2 separate regions of the Homo sapiens genome follow, and region 1 is linked to region 2. A link is a contact called in ENCODE Hi-C data. All regions are on one chromosome and are shown on one strand. Each heading gives the region's core, a stretch centred on a gene start or an enhancer-like site at or near the end of the contact. The rest is flanking DNA. Distances are from core to core; before and after follow the strand shown. Region 1 overlaps CRYZL2P-SEC16B (CRYZL2P-SEC16B readthrough). Region 2 has its middle 93 kb from the start of LINC01645.

What was found. Hi-C counts contacts between places; a loop is a spot of excess contacts on that map. Pooled maps may share reads with other maps.
Region 1: a loop to region 2 is called in a map of A673, with 2.4 times the contacts of the local background. The contact joins two enhancer-like sites. A Hi-C loop is called at or near these places in 2 of 168 maps with a recorded cell type or tissue (A673 and gastrocnemius medialis), 5 of 37 single-sample maps with no recorded cell type and 2 of 50 pooled maps.

Annotation. Positions count from the first base shown.
Region 1 is chr1:177,941,481-177,946,007 of GRCh38, reverse strand. It overlaps CRYZL2P-SEC16B (CRYZL2P-SEC16B readthrough), which reads left to right. Exons shown (of 32, transcript NM_001356506.2): 21 at 1,342-1,447; 22 at 3,968-4,108. SEC16B (SEC16 homolog B, endoplasmic reticulum export factor) reads left to right here. Exons shown (of 26, transcript NM_033127.4): 15 at 1,342-1,447; 16 at 3,968-4,108. Among named protein-coding and RNA genes, the nearest start is that of SEC16B, 26 kb to the left of the region's middle. Within about 2 kb of position 1,792, at least 4 of the 41 ENCODE cell types and tissues checked have a DNase peak (open chromatin) inside an H3K27ac peak, as active enhancers do.
Region 2 is chr1:177,441,887-177,446,661 of GRCh38, reverse strand. No RefSeq gene overlaps it. Among named protein-coding and RNA genes, the nearest start is that of LINC01645, 93 kb to the right of the region's middle. Within about 2 kb of position 1,486, at least 2 of the 41 ENCODE cell types and tissues checked have a DNase peak (open chromatin) inside an H3K27ac peak, as active enhancers do.

The DNA of each region.
Region 1 (4,527 bases), core at 543-3,042, 500 kb before region 2:
TTATGTTTAGTCCCTCTTTGGGGCCCTAGCATCCCTACAATGACTTGGTGCACAAGCTACTTAGAGTCCCACTGGTGACATTCTCTGTTGGCCATAGCATTAGGCTTTTCCTGCAGGAGGCCCTCAATCAGCTCTCAGTGAATGAATGCATGGACAGAACGATTTGCTCCCTAGAGGCCCTCCCTGTTCTGTATCTCTCTATCCCCCTCCCCATACGTGTTAAGAGTCACTAAGCTCTTACGTTGTGCCAGGCATTTTCTTTGCACTATTTCCTTTAATTATTACACATTTACCCTATGAAGAAGTGAAGTGAAGCAAAGATTTTAATCGTCACTTATGGAGGAGGAAAACCAAGGCACAGGGAGATGAAATAACTTGTCTCAGATGGTACAGTGAGGGTGTGGGTGAGTTGGATTCGGAATCCAGGCAGTCAGCCTGCAAAGCCCTTTTAACTGTTGCACCACACTGCCTACCACTGAGGCAGTGTACCCAGCTCATTGCCTGTTCCTTCCAGGTTCCTGGTCTCTGATAGCACATGGCTAGCTTGTCAAAGAATCCCTTCTGTGCCAAATGTACAATAAGTGTGTATGGGCTAATATGTCTCCCCTCCTATGTTTACGTTGGTTTATGTTGAATGAGGAAATTCTTGGAAATAAAGTCCTACCCCCAGGAATAACCTGGTGATTGTGGTTTTTAAACACCATAGCAAGTTGTTGATGGGAGAAATTTTGGGTCACATGAGACTCTTGTGCCCACCACCTGCCCCAACCAGATCACATTCACTCAGTCCCCATCCTCACTGGTGGAATGAACATCCAATGTATGGACCCGTGTTTGATTTCTGGCTCAGCAGTCCTCACCTGCTCTGCCATGCCTTTTGGTCTCAGTGCTCCCGGAGTGTTACATGGCTCCCCTCTTTTGTGCGAGTTTGCTCAAACTAGGGGTGCCCTTCACAGGTACATGACAGGCTTTATGGGCATGGGGGCCAGCTCTCTGTGTGTCTAAGAGTAGGGCCCAGTGTCCTTCGAGGTAGCCTGCCTTGAGTTACCCTTCAGCAAGAAGGCAGGTGACCCCCCTTTTCTGCAGCCTCCGCCTCCCAGTGCCTCTGGTGCAGAGTTCTGTTTTGTTCCTTCCTCAGCCTCAAGGAGGGAGAGGGAGAGGAAGTGAAACACTCACTCTGGGAGCCCAGAGTCTCCTTCTTCTCTTGAAGCCGCCGCAGGCATCAGCCCAGGATGGAAACTCCCCCATGAAAGGCTGCAGCTGGTGTTTGGAGAGCCACTAGGATTTAACTCCTGCGTCCCCCACACCTCAATCTCTTTTATTGTTATTCTCTGGTTTTAGTCAAGAGTTTTTGAAATTTGCAACAACTGAGGCAATCCAGAGGACGGAAATCTTCGAGTACTGTCAGATGCTGGGCCGCCCCAAATCCTTCATCCCTTCTTTCCAGGTAACTGAGCCCAGATGAGGCCACCACCGTCACTGTCAGGCAGCTGCAGGCAGCTGTATTTGCAGCTTTGCTTTTTGGCACTTAGTACCTGGGGCTAAGTTATCTACTGAACTTTTCCTCATTAGCTTAAGCGTGGGAGGGTGTAGGATTTCTTTTTATGTCCCCTAAAGGTCTGTATTTTATAATATGAAGGCAAAACCTTGCAGAGGCCTCTCTGCTGGAGGCTCCTGCCTCACTGCTGATGTTTGAACGTCCTGCCTGCCGCCCCGGCCTGTGCCTCACTCCTGCTGTCAGCTCCTTCTCCCCATCTCTCCAGACAGCTCTCCCTTTCTTCTGAGCCTCCGCAGCTGTCCTGTGGGAGGGAGTGGGAGCGCAGGCCCAGCCCAGTGTCTGCTCACCCTCCCTCTGCTCCGCACTCCTTCTCCGGCCTCTTTTGAAATCCTCTGTCCTCTACCTCCGCCCTCACCCTTCTTCGTCCCACTCAGAGCATCAGCTGTGTGGGTGGTGTCCATACTGTGGTTTCCGCCCTCTTCTCAACGTTTCTACATGATGCTGTTGTCACCTTACATTCGTAAAGACCAGTGCTGACATCGTGTCCTCCTCCGTCTAAATCCTCTGTGAGCTCTGACGTCCAGCACCATCCCTTCCTCCATGCAGACTACCTGGGCCACACCTACGAGTATGACTGAGATGGCAGCCTTCAGTGGTCTCAGCTGTAAAATGGGATGAGAGTGGTGCCTTGTAATGGAGCTGGCATGAAATCGAGTTAGTTTCCTTAATGCTCGAGAACAGCGCCTGGCACACAGCAACTGCTTTCGGCGTTGACGTCATGGCAGGCACAGTGTGGCTCCCACAGCCGAATCCAGGGCCCCCCACTGACACTGAGCTCACGCTGCCTTGTGTTTTCTTGACTTTTATGCACAGGTATCTTATCTTCCTACCTTAGTTATCTTCTTTAGGTAGAGACATTTTCCAGCGATTCCTTGTTTCTCCTTCAGTGCTTGGTGTCGAGGGTACACACAGCAGCAGCAACAACAACAATTACAACAACATGCACACACAACACAAAGCCTTGAAAGTGAAATCCTGTGTCATAGAGAAATGGCCCAATTAGCTTCTTCTCTTTTTCTTTAAGTTCTGGGATGCATGTGCTGAATGTGCAGGTTTGTTACATAGGTATACATATGCCATGGTGGTTTGCTGCACCTATCAACCTGTCATCTAGGTTTTAAGCCCTGCATGCATTAGGCATTTGTCCTATAGCATCTTCTCTTTTTTAAGGGCTTTGCCAAAGACTCACCTTTTCCAGCAAAACCTTGCCCCATGAGCTCCTCTTTGCAGTTCCTCGACCGGCTCTTTGGTCTCTTTTTCTTTCCTTTCTTTATTCATCCCACCTGTCAGTTATTTTGGTGCTGCTTGGGGCTGATAGTAATGAGATTAGCTTCTGCGTGCCTGGCATTGTGGCATTACTCTTCTTGTGTATTGTTTCGAATCCTGTGAGGTAGGCATGATTAACTTCCTTTTACGAAAGAGAAAACGGAGGCCCGGAAGGGTAACATGCTATCGGCCCTCATCTCTTGCATGCGGTTTGTTCTCAGTACTTTACCTGAATTATCTCATTTAATCTCCATAACAACCAAGGGAGTAGGTAGTAGTAGTATTCCCATGTTGTAGAGAGGAAACCGAGGCACAGAGAGATGAGGTAACTAGCCCAATGTTTCACACCTCGCATGGAGCTTTTATTTGAACTTGGGTCTGTCTGATACCAAAGCCCTCACACTTGATCCTGCCCTGCCACTCATGCTTTCACGAGCGCTTACTTGTTTTTCTCAGTACTCTCCATTAGCTTGACGCCCTTTGCACTAGGGTCTAATTTTGCTTCTTTTTTTTTTTGAGACAGAGTCTCACTCTGTTGCCCAGGCTAGAGGGCAGTGGCATGATCTCGGCTCACTGGAACCTCCGCCTCCTGGGTTCAAGCAATTCTCCTGTCTCAGCCTTCCGAGTAGCTGGGACTACAGGTGCATGCCACCATGCCCAGCTAATTTTTGTATTTTTAGTAGAGACGGAGTTTTGTCATGTTGGCCAGGCTGGTCTCAAACTCCTGACCTCAAGTGATCCACCTGCGTCGGCCTCCCAAGGCATGAGCCAGCACACCTGGGCTATTTTTGCTTCTTTTAATGTCCGTCTTGTGCCTGGTGCTATGCCTCTACATCAGACTCTCTGGATATGTGGGGCTACCCAATAAATAAGGACTCCAGTGCACTTTGCATGGTGACCAGGACCTAGGAAGTTTGAGCGGATGGGACTCCTGTTCTTTTCTCTGTAATGCAGGAACTGCAGGCTGGATTTGGAGTTGTGCCCGTGCATAGATAAAATGCTCCAAATGGCACAAGCCTCTTGGTATTTGGATGCCAGAGTTAGCGGAAACTGACAGCTGACTTCCAAGAAGTCTTATCTATGTTTCTTTCTCCTTCTCTCCCTGCCTGGATGGACTAGTCACTGACTCTTTTCTCTTCACAGGTGTATAAGCTCCTTTATGCTTCCCGTCTGGCAGATTATGGCCTCGTGTCCCAGGCTTTGCATTACTGCGAAGCCATTGGTGCAGCTGTCTTGAGCCAGGGAGAGAGCAGTCACCCTGTGCTATTAGTGGAACTCATCAAGGTGAGCCTCTCAAAGGGTTCTGTGCAGTTGTTTTATCTTCACTATTCAGAGAAAGCCATCGTAGAGCAGCTTAGACTCTACATTTCATCTTCTTTGAACATGCCATAAAATTGGAGCCCACGGCCATCTTTGACCATGTATGCATGCCCAGATGCGATAAGCAGAGGCCCAACACTACACAAAGAAGGATCTTCTCTGGGCGGGTGGTGGTGGGATTGGAGACTGGAAACCATGTGTGTGTTACTCAAGAAATTCATTCTTGCATCTGCTTTTCTGGTACAGTAAAACTACATGCTACGGTGAACCATTCTAATTATAAAAGCTGGGCTTAGAAAATATATTTTAGTGATTAAAAGAGTAAATGATCCTTATTAAAATGCTTTTAAATGCATGGAATATTTTGTCACATGTGAGGTACA
Region 2 (4,775 bases), core at 237-2,736:
ATGCCTTCCTCCTAGCCATCACTTTGTAGTGCTGTGTTTGGCTGGGACTGAATCCACACTCTGCCATTGCTCTCCATTATTGCTTCTGGGCCAGCCATTCAAATTTTCTGCATTTCTGTTCCTTCTTCTATATCAAGAAGGTAACAATATACAGAAGCAGAAACGGTGGGCTGAAAATGCCATTTTATATTAATGTATTAATAGATATGAAAGCTCTTTGAGAAAGTAGAACACGACCTTATCCACAGCAGGAAGTTTGTTTTTGTTTCTACAAAGATTGTCAAAGCAGGAAGTTTGACGGCAGATCCTGGCAGGTCTCCGCATTCCTCTGTCTCTTCTGCCTCTCTCTACACTAAATTTGAAGGATATTCTATAAAGATGCATGTTTTAAACAATTCCTAGTCCTGGCCCACTAGACTGAGCCCGAAACACCTTCAACCCTAACAGAAAACAAACCTTTACCTAGAAGCTCAGGAACACTGAGTGATCTGTCATTGCCCTTTGAGAGAGGCAGAAGCTGGTAGCAACGAGGATGTTTTATGAGTGACAGGGAAGGCAAAATGTCTGTGAAGATAAATGGTATTTATTAGATGAGAACGTTTAGGAAATTCCCAAATATGGGCAGTGTATACAGCAGGAGGTAGTCACTGCCTTTGTGCTTCCTGAAGAATGCAAACCTGCTTCAGGATCACATTAGATAGGATGGTGTTTAGAGGAAATGATTTTTTTTCTTTTTTCTTTTTTTGGCTGTTGTTGTCTGGAAATGGGATTTGTTCCTTGTATGGTCCCAAGTAGTCCCAACCACACAGACACACAGACATGCAGACATACATAGAGATACAGGTACATAGGCACACACAAGTGCACACACAGACCCATGCCCAGATCACAAAAGATGCACTTAAGTAGTATTCTTCTATTTTAAAAAATATTTAACAAATGTTACAGAAGGAAAATAAATAGATAATATAAGGCAAAATGAATTCTTAATTCCTTAACAAGGAAGAAGGGAAAATGTATAAAATGTTGACATCAGGCCCAAGGCCAGTGATGAGGGTTGCCCCGCTGGTCCCATAAATCCCATGTAACAAGACAGAGATTACCGGTCCTACAGCATTTCATTCTCACATGGTGTCATTTCCATAAACACAGTATATAAAGAACACAATGATGAGTGCTAACTCAGGTCATTGGGGAAGAGTCAAATGTTAATAAAGAAGGTTTGGCTATCAAATTGAAGTTTTAAAACTTGTCTCAAAAGTATGTTACAAAACTGCTATAAATAAATAAATACACATATATGTATGTGTTTATAAATATATATATGAATAATTACTTTTCTTCCAGTATTTCTCCATCAGCAGGAATCTAGGCTGCTGAGTAAGGAGGGACATGATCCTTGCATTCACAGAGGCACTAACTGTTCTTTTGTGTGTCCTAAATGATGTCACTGACATGCCTTTTACCCAGCCACACCCAGGTGCTGCTGGTGTACAGTTCCGGCTTACTGGACAATTTTAGTTCAGGTCACCAAAGCCACCTTCTGGCAAATGAGTCTTTGTAATTGAGAGAATTTCCATCAGTATTCTATGCCCATAAATAAGAGGAAACCCTCTACTCTAAAGGGAAGTAAAGCTCATTTTCTAAGTCTGTTACCTGTGGGTGTTTTAACCCCTTGCCACCTCAGACAACTCCTAATATTCCAATCTCACTATCTCCTTGTGGCTATTTAAATTTGAACCCGCTCCTGGTTCTCTCTGAACTAGAAATACTGAAGCCGTGGTGACAACTTTATTAAACTCCTTCTCCTTCACCTGCAGAGGGCTGTCTGCTGAGCCCCATGGGCAGCTGCAGAATCATGAACATCATGCCAAGAACAGATTTCTTAAGAAACTTTTTCCTGTGGGAAGAAAGATCCCTCTTCCCTCCTTCCAAAACCAAACAAAAAGCAAAACGGACTCTGCTTGCCTGCTTAACCTTCCCACCCATCTACCTAATCTGTTCTTTTACCATAAGTTCTGTGACAAGAACAGGCACCTGACTGTTAGCTGGCTCAGGGTGAGCTCTCATATTCCATAAGGGTCCCTTAAAATCAGTTGTAGCCGAGATTATAACCAAACTTGGATATTCAGGAGGTTTGGCAACAGACCTAAATCCCTCATGTAAACTTGCATTCCTCCTGCCCAATCCCATTCCCCAAACCTGCCATCACACACATAAAACACCTGCATATCACATGGAGACACCTAGGCACCCTAGGTCTCAATAAGAGTTCAAGACAGCTGAGGTTGCACATATTTACTAATTGATTCACTCATTAATTCAACAGAAATGTATCTCTGGCACTGTGTAAGGTGCTATGAAGCTTCAAAGATAAAAATGGTAATGTCTCTGCCCCCAGTGAGCTTTAAACTTTGACTGTGACTTGGGATTAGATTACACCTAAATTTTCCATGATGATATTTTCAGGGGCTCATTAAAAGGGGGGCACAGATGACTGATTTAAAGGAGGACAGATAAAATTGAAGGATTGGAAAATGAGGACTATTAGGAAAAGCTAGAAGAAGCACTATTATTTAGCACAGAAGGAAAAAGCTGAAGTGATAACTTAATGAGAGTATTTAAGTGTATAGAGGATGGACTCCATTATGGTTCTATCATCCATGAATTTATCTAAAACCCTTTTTGAACCAAATTATCTTTTTTAAGTTTGCGCTAGCTCTTGGAGTAATGAGTTCCTTATGTGGACTGCCTGCTGTGTGAAATAACACATCCTTTTGTGTTTTCTGAAATTTCTTCCTCTAAGCTTATAGGAACTCCCAGTAATTCTGAGTTTCCAGGATTTAGTGAGTAAGTCCCTCTGTCGTGTGCCCTCTACCTGTACACTGCTTGACTTAGCAGGCTTCTTTTATATCCTTCCTCGAGCCTCTGTTTTTCTGAAGATTCTTTGTTTTTCCTTATAGAGAAGACCATCAAAATTTGTTATCAGATTGGCTACACATTTTCCTGAGATTTCTCTATGTCTGGTGTGTCTTTTAGGGGGTGTGCTAAAACCAACACATCTGTCATTCAATACACTGTATTTAAATGATTTCAAAACACATTATTCCCCTCCCACATATTTTAACATCTCTAAAATGAAGATATGTCTTATAATCAAGTTAAGAAAGCAATGTATCAAAATTTAATTGGCAACATGTTTTCTCTCTTAGTGGTAAGGAAAGATAAAGGTGTGTCTTCACCTTCACTTTCAATCTCACAAAATACAGTATTGGTCTATTGTTGGTGTTCTTTAAGGAGCAGGAGGTGCTAAGGCATAATGGTAATACTTAGCGATGCCTCAGGATTTTGCTAATGTGTGCATTTGTTCAATGTTAATCAGGTGCTTTTTTTTCCCCACCAACATCTTTGTTGTCTAAGAGACTGAGGCAGTGTCTCTGTTATTTATAACTCTTAGTACAACACCAAATACCCGTCAGTGCTTAAATGATGCCAACCAACAAGACTGGCGAGGAAACACTTGTAACCTGGCTTCAATTCTTAACTTGCTTCCCAGGCAAAACCTTCAGGATTGTTTTCTGTATTGGTTCTGTCTAGAAGTTTAGTAAAAGAATATCTACCCCACATCCTACCAACCAGATTAGAGGATAAAAGCCAAGACAATGTGGGGATGGTACTCTGAACTCCTGGGGAAAAATTGTAGAAAGTAGCACAATATCATTATTATTGTCATGTTCACCATGTCCCCTGAAATCTAACCCATTCTGGAGAATGAATTTTCAACTAAAGTACAGTTCTGCAATCGGAGCTTAATTGGAGGCAGAGACTGTTCAGCAAGCTTCTCGGCATGATTCTCCTTTCTATGGCAGATTGTATTTCACTTTGCATAATGAGGCAATCTATCTATTTACTGATAATTTCCTTATGTAACTTGAGCGCCGAAAGGAAGTCACCACCAAGACCTCAAACTACGGACTAATAAACATGTTTCCAACTCCTGATGTGCAGAGCACTTAAGATACCTCTCTCGCTTGCAGACTGAATTTTGTACACAATATATGTCAGAGGTCATAGTTTGCCAGGAGGCAAAGTTTTCATTCTTGGCATTTTATTTAGGAAGCCAGAAGGAAAAGAATGAGGTAAAATCTCCATGGCTGGCATCTTGATGGTATGAGAAAGGATGTGAAATTCCTAGAGCTTCTCTAATAATCGCACAGCTAACATTTGTATAGTACTTTATAATTTCATATTTATTTGCTCCTCATTAGCACCATGATAGATATAGATAGAACAGGTATTATACCACTTTGTATATAAAAAAAATAATTGGGGCAGATGGCTTGCCCAAAATCACACAGTTAATAATTGAGAGAGCCAAGAATTGAATCCAAGTGTTTTTGATCCACAGCCCTAGGAAAATGATGCCCTTTTCTCTATTGTTTCTGTCTAAAAGTTTAGTAAAATAATATCTACCCCACATCCTCCCAACCAGGTTTGGAGATAAAAGTTGACAATATTCCAGGCCTTACCCCCAGCCTTGTGACAGCCAGGACTAGTGTCCACCTGCATTAGGTCCCTGATGGTTCAGACAAGGGTGCCAACGATGTTGCACCAGTTTCCTTAGATCATTTCCTTAACCATCCAATTTGTTTCAGCAGCATAGGCCTGGTGCACTTCACCCACTCTAATGGTAAAATTGACCTTCCAGAAACGTTGCCTTTCTCCCATTATTGTTATAACACCTCCTTTCTTGTTTCCTGCATCGAATTTATCCT